Regions from separate parts of the Homo sapiens genome. Here region 2 is linked to region 1. A link is a contact called in ENCODE Hi-C or POLR2A ChIA-PET data. All regions are on one chromosome and are shown on one strand. The core of a region is the stretch at or near the end of the contact, and the rest is flanking DNA. Distances in the headings are between cores, read along the strand shown. Region 1 holds the start of SENP1 (SUMO specific peptidase 1). Region 2 holds the start of ADCY6-DT (ADCY6 divergent transcript).

What was found. A loop is a pair of places that touch in the nucleus more often than their neighbours do. ChIA-PET counts read pairs that join two places held with the same protein, here RNA polymerase II (POLR2A). Pooled maps may share reads with other maps.
Region 2: a loop to region 1 is called in a pooled map, with 4 times the contacts of the local background. The contact joins the promoter of ADCY6-DT here to the promoter of SENP1 in region 1. A Hi-C loop is called at or near these places in 1 of 50 pooled maps. POLR2A ChIA-PET finds 5 or more read pairs at or near these places in 2 of 52 experiments (Caco-2 and WTC11).

The regions. Positions count from the first base shown.
Region 1 is chr12:48,104,280-48,107,673 of GRCh38, reverse strand. SENP1 (SUMO specific peptidase 1) reads left to right here and starts at 1,595. Exons shown (of 18, transcript NM_001267594.2): 1 at 1,595-1,646. It also overlaps a transcript of PFKM not described here. RefSeq lists enhancers at 849-1,722, 2,008-2,217, 1,723-2,598 and a silencer at 1,728-1,867.
Region 2 is chr12:48,787,634-48,791,027 of GRCh38, reverse strand. It overlaps ADCY6-DT (ADCY6 divergent transcript), which reads right to left and starts at 1,881. Exons shown (of 3, transcript NR_110019.1): 1 at 1,801-1,881; 2 at 909-1,043; 3 at 493-715. ADCY6 (adenylate cyclase 6) reads left to right here and starts at 1,939. Exons shown (of 22, transcript NM_015270.5): 1 at 1,939-2,122. RefSeq lists an enhancer at 2,992-3,394.

The DNA of each region.
Region 1 (3,394 bases), core at 346-2,845:
TATCTGCCTGGCATCTATCACAACAAACCAGGTCAAAATCTTACCTGGAAAATACACGACTCAGTGATCAATATTTTATCAAAGTGAGAATGTGATAAACAAGGTCAGTTGACCCCTAAAATCCGTATTTACACTAGAAAGCCTCACATCCTGTATTTAGACTTCTTGTGAGAGAACCCATTCTCTGTCACTGGAGTATGATCAGGAGACAAGGGTACCTGTTCTCTGAGGAGTCCTGACTAACTGGCGAGACTGAATCACACACATGAAAAATTTCAGATGAAACTCGTCTTTATGCATGGCTGCCTCCTAGAAATAGAGACAGAGTTTAATCCAAACGAACAGAGCTGTGAAATAAGATGTCAGTGACTGACATGGACCAGCTACACTCATGACTACTTGGCCTTAGGACTTGACAATATAATATAAAAGTATCAGCACATGAGGCAATACAAATAATCTACTTTGATGTATTTGACAGGGGAGGAAACCCTGAACTCAGCAAGCTGCTGAGAGTATCAGAAAGGCTGGGGGCCTCCAGAAACTGCCCTTCTTTAAGTCTGAGCTCAGACTGTGCCTGTGGCTGTGATCTGGGTGTAAAGGACCTATTAAGGGGGCATTTCTCTAAGACTTCTACAGGGCCTGGGTCCAGAGGCCTGCCAAGCTGAGGTGCTTGACAAAAAGCCTGAATGAACAAACATATTTCTTCCCATTATGTTCTCTTAGAAAGTATGGCAGATTCCAGGTTAATCAATGTGTCCCAGGAACAACAAAGCCCTTCAAAGGTCACAGGTGATTCCTGGGTCCTTCTCTATCTCTACCCAGAAAAGCAGATCTCTAGTGGGCTCCCAAAAGCTTTCCTCACAGCTCTGCCTGTTTCAAATTCCTCCAGAGTTCTGGAAGGTTCTACATCTTGCCAGAGTCTAGCCTAATCCGTCCTCAAGTTGCTTGTTTGTTTGTTTGTTTGCTTGCTGAATGGTCAATCAAGTATGAGGTGGTGCAGAGTACAGGATTGCAAGTTAAGAAACTTGTTTCCTAGTCCTAGATGGGCCGTGCACTTAAAACCTTTGGGAAATCACTTCACTTCTCTGAACCTGGTAAGACTAAAGTATCTCCAATAACCTCTACAAGCACTAACGTTCTGTGATTCTCAATAAAACACGAGATAGCCTGAGATCGATTTAGATCTCAGGTCCCTATCTGTCGGGGGAAGCCACAGGTTTCCGCAGATTTAGGGCCACCGCGAAAAGCTGCCATGGAAACTGGAACGCAAGCAAGCAAAACTCGCCGGGCGGAACCAGAAGGCGGCGGGTAAGGGAGCAGAGGGAACAGAGAAAAGCATAGGACGAAGGGCTCACTAACAGTATTCCGAGTACGAGAAAGCGAAAAAGCCCAGACTGAAAAGGGTACTGAGAAATTACGACTAGTCTTAAATGCTCCCTTCGCTTCTCGGGCCTCGCCACACCGCGCAGGCGCCCCACTGGTCCTTAACTCTGTTCTTTGACCTCCTGCCCCAGCCCCCTCCTCTTCAGCCACCTAGCGACTCTTCCGGTGCTGTGAAGGCGGTTCCGGTTCGCGGCGGTTCCCGGGTTTTGCGTTCCGCGCCCGGCCGGAAACCCCTTCGCATGGCAGCCGGTTCCGGTTCGGTGAGTGGCGGCGGGAAGCTGGGGGAGGGGTGAGGATGGAGGGAGCCTGGTCCAGGAGACTGTGTCGGACCCGGTCAGCCGGCCCGGGCTGGACTGGGCGGAAGCGGGGAGCACTGTGGGGCCGGCGCCTTTTCCTCTGCCCCGCCCCCTGGGACCACCTCCCCTCCCCCCTGCTGTCCGGTGGCCGCGCTGTGGCCGCCGGTGGCCGTTAGGCTACCTGAGGCCGTTCCTTCTGGTCTCTCTCTCCTGGGCCGCGGAGAGACCGTCTCCCTGCCGTTACAGCAGGCCCCATCCCAGCGCCCAGCCGTACTTGGGGAAAGGCCGGTTGCGATTCCGGGGCTTTCCCGCCAGAGCTGGGTCTTCTCTGGGGAGAGCTGTTTTCACCGGGAAGCTCGGCTTTCTGTGGTACCGGCTTCATCTCCCGCCTTCCTTGAGACCCGAGTGATATTTCTTGACTACTTCTGCGTCTCACGTAAACATTTCTCCAACTCTCCTACTCTGTGGTATCTCCCTGAGATGTGATATCGCTAGTGCCACCATCAGAAAGAAACGTCTGGACCCTCCTGCTCAGGTTATGAAAATCCCCTTAACTGCCACAATTTGCTTACCTGGCTCATCGCCTCCTGGTAATTCCCTTGAACCGTCTCTTTCTTGGTGTACCCTAACGTGATCTCTGGATCTATGCCTCGTTTCTCTTTCCTTGAGCTTGGTGATTTCTGTTTATCGGTGCCTGTGCAGTATTTCCACTATCTTGTTAGCAGTAACTTGCTTCTTTATCACTTTCAAGTCAGCCTTGTTAAAGTCATTTTACTTCATATTTGGTACACTTATTATATTTGGAGTGGTGGTGATTCTTGTAATATTCATATAAAGCCTTTTATCTACTACCAACTATTTGACTGAGGGTCTTTGTTATAATTGGTTATTCTGGATGTATTAGATCTCATCATCTCCTAAATCTTTATTCTTCATAAAAATAATTTGTGTTAAGGACTCATGTTGAAATACAGATTACCCTGACTTTGAAATTACAGTTAAAGCGCAACTTTAAGCATCTCTATAAGCATGATCCCTTAACCTACTTCCAGTTTACACTCTACCACCCTTTATTTTTCCTCTCTAGTCCCTTTTAGGAAGGCTTATTCATTTTTAACTGACTTCAATTAATTATCCCAACTGCAAAGATGGTCTTCATGTCACTCATCTAATGAGTTGTCTAGAGGGAGTGGATGGGTACAAAAACAGGTTCTGCTACTTCTGGCTAAGGGAATGCAGTTGTTGACTTGCATTGCGGCTTTGGAACTCTTGTCCTTTTCTTCCCAACTTCTACATCTTCTATCAGTTGTACCAGCTCTACTGTCTTGCGGTACCTGTTTATGGATCTGGCTTTCCCTACTGGACAGTGAGCTGCTCAGTGGCAGGGACCCTTTCTTAATGCACGTAGTCGGTGCACAGTAAATGAATGTGTATGAAAGAATTTGAACACTTAGGGTTTACGGCGTTAGAGTGTTAAGGTATTTAAGGTGTTAGAGTGATTGGGAGAGATTACATGTAAAAATAGAAGGAAAGAACCTCAAACACATGACGATATAGTACAAACTATTGTACACATAATTGTTTTTCAGAACTTGGAAAAGGGTGATTTCACATGGTTGCTTTCACACCCTTCTTATATCATAAATTGTTCTAACCACATCTTGGTCCTGGATAAAGCTAACATTGCGTCTCTCTCTCTCTCTCTCTCCCTC
Region 2 (3,394 bases), core at 632-3,131, 680 kb before region 1:
CTGATTCAGGTATTTTGAAGAGGAAATTTTGATAGCAAAAACAATTTTTTTTTTTTGAGACGGCGTCTCGCTCTGTCTCCCAGGCTGGAGTGCAATGGCGTGATCTCGGCTCACTGCAACCTCCGCCTCCCGGGTTCAAGCGATTCTCCTGCCTCAGCCTCTCGAGTAGCTGGGACTACAGGTGCCCGCCACCACGCCCAGCTAATTTTTAATAGAGACGGGGTTTCACCATGTTGGCCAGAATGGTCTCGATTTCTTGACCTTGTGATCCACCCGCCTCGGCCTCCCAAAGTGCTGGGATTACAGGCGTGAGCCACCGCGCCCGGCCAGCAAAAACAATTTTTAAGGAAATTTTGAAGTGAGAAGTCAGGCAAAGAGGCCCCAAAGATCAAATTGCAGGCCAGGCCTGCACAACTGAGAAATGAGAAAGTACCACTTTCCCATTTTCAAACATTATAACAAACATTTCTCTATCTGATTCTGAAAACCCTGTAAGAAAGACAAGGCAGATGGTTTTATTCCCATTTCAAGAGATTGATGATTTACCCAAGGTATATAGTTTGCAGGTACACGTGGCTGATAAATGTTGGAAACTGGCTTTCCCAACTCTTCTTTTCCTTGCCTGAAGCTCTGTCCTGGACTTAGGAATCCCAGTGGTGATTTGGAGTGGACAAGACTTGAGTCTTGAAGGACAGGACTGCAGGGAGGGCTGGTCCTGAGGAGGAAGCATCTTCAGATACCTAGGTCTTGGGATCTTGGGTGGGGAATAGGCTGCTTGGGGAAGGGCTGAATTGGAAGGAGGAGCTAGAGGTCTGACTGAGGGAATGGAGAGGGGGCCTCAAAAGGAAGCCAGGCAGGCTGCCTTCTTCCCAGCTCCAGAATGGCACCCCCTCTAAAGTCACACTCACCTACGTACATCCTGGAGTGAAACTCCTTCTCCTTTCTGCTTCCACCATTACTCTAATCCTCAAAGGGTTAACCAGCTTTCACACGATTTTCCCATCTCCCAGGTAACTTGGGCAGCTGCTCCGTGCTGGAAATAACTAAAGACCCAGTTTCTCAGTTCGTGCACTTAGCAATGCACCCCAGTAGCCCCTCCAACCCCCAGCAGAGAAGCACAGCCCTTTGGGTAAAAGATGCCTGGGGGTGAGGCTGCAAGTTGGCAGGTGCGGGGGAGGGGCTCCCAGAGAGTAGGGCGGGGGGTTGTGGGGGCGGCAGGGAGAGTGCCCCTTCCCTGGGTCCCTCCACTGGGCCCCGAGGTTCGCCTCGGGGCCGCTGCCCCAGAGACTGGGGGGAAGAGGAAAGAAGTGGTGTGCGGGCAAGCAGGCCGCACACACCTGGCGCCTTGTGGAATGAGAGCTTAATTAATTATTAAACTGAGTTCCCGCGGGAGGGCGCAGGGCCGTGACAGGCAGGGCGGGAATGGCTAGGTGGGGGCTGGGGCTGGGGCAGGGGCAGGGAGGAATTGGGGATGAAGAGTGGGCGCGGGGCGCCGGCCCAACCCCTGGGACCCTGACAGGAAGGAAGGCGACCCTCGGTGGGCGGGGCGGGGGATGTAGCCGTGAGGGGTGGGTTTGCGGGCGCGCTCGGGGACCCCCGGGGTGAGGGCGGGAGAGGAATGCCGGAGGAGGCGGCCGGGGTGAAGGGAAGGGGACCGGGCTGCGAGGTCCCCTCCCCGCGGGGTCTTGATCCCAGAACAGTAGCTGCTTGTCTTCCCAGGACTGGGGGAGGAAGCGGCCGGAGGAGAGGAGGGGGCGCGCGGAGGGAGGGGTCCCATTATTTGGCCTCCTCCGCCCCTACCCCGCTGCTAGGAAGGGGAGTGGGCAACTCGGCCCCCACTTCTGGGGAGGGGGAGGGGGATGCCCAGACAAAAGGAGCTTGTGCCTTTAAGGCGGGGAGTCCGGGAGCCAGCGGGGAGGGGACTTCTGGATCCGGGGTAGAGGGCGGCTGCGCTGGACAGCTCGGGAGGGGGCGAGGGCCGGGCGGACGGCGGACGGCGGACGGCGGGCGGGACGGCCAGGACGCGCGGGCTCGGAGGACCGCGGGACGGCCGGCCGGCCGGCCGGAGCCCGCGGGGGCGGCGGGGCGGGGGCCCAGGGCAGGCGCGGAGCCGGGCCGGCAGGTGAGCGCGCTGAGGGCTAGGGGAAGTGGCCGCTCGGGCTCCCGGTGCGCCAGGATTGGAACGCACCCGAGCGGCTCTCGACAAGAGTTTGTGGGTGGGGGCGCCGAAGCCTTGGACGGGTCGTCTCGGCAGTGTTGCCCGAGGGAGTTGGGGTTGGCAAAGGGAAGTCATGGAGGCAGTGGGATCGAGGACTCCTAGGTCCGGCGCTCGCCACCCCCGTCGCCCGCCGCCTGCCTCCCTCCACGGGGCGAGTTCCAGGCTGGCCCGGAGGCCAGGAGGATCTGGCACGTACTGGGGGAGGGGCTGGCCTGAGTTTTTTGCTGCGGGGCTGTGGGGTGTCTCCGAGTTTGGGGGAGATTCCATTTAGGGGAGAGGAACCGGCCTGGGCAGAGGGAGGGATGCCCTCTGTCTGCGGGAGTCCCTCTCCTTCCCCTCACCCAAAACCTTGGGAATGAAAGGGGTGGGGTCGGCTCCCCACATCCCCCAAGGCCTGCCGCAGGGTGGGCAGGGGAGCTGACTTTATTCAAAGCAGACTCTGGGGCTCGACTGAAAGGCTAGAGGTGGAATCAGGCGTGGGAGCCTCTTTGCCCATATCCTCTCCTTACCAGATTACCCCTGTGAGCTGGAGGGACCTGGTGGGGGTTGCATAGTAAAGGGTGATGTGGGAGCCCTCTGTAATCTTTAGGGAGAGTGAGGACTGGGGATGGGAGAAGGCGGCAGCGGGCACTGGACCGACAGATACAGGCCCTGGGTAGGCTCCTCTACATCTGGAAAGGCCCAGAATTGAAGAATTGAGGCCCATGTCCGAGTATGGTGGGTGGTGCTGGCACTGCTGGGCCCCGCCTGGGCAGTGCCTCTTACCATGAACTTTCTGAAGTCGTTTTTAATCCCCTGGAGCCTCCTTTTGCCAAGGAGGGCAGGGGCAGATGGGCCCTGGGGATGGGATAGACAGGAGGTGGCCAGGAAGGCTTGGCAAGGCAGTGGGCAGAGCCATCCTTAGGGCTGGGCCTTGGCCTTGGCTGGTTCCAAACTCTGGTCTCAGCCTGATCAGGGTTTGGGAGGGACTTGAGGTCTGGGAGGCACTGAGCCTGGGCCTGCCAGGCTGAATGGGACATGGCTGTGGCTGTGGGAGCCGGTGGTATGAAGAACAGCAGATCTGTGAGAGTGCAAATGGACCAACACTCAGGGGAGGAGAAGGTAGAGGCACAAGGCTTAGGAGCCTGACTCTGGGGAGGAGGGAGGTGGTCTGTGCTCCCAGGGCTCATAGTGATG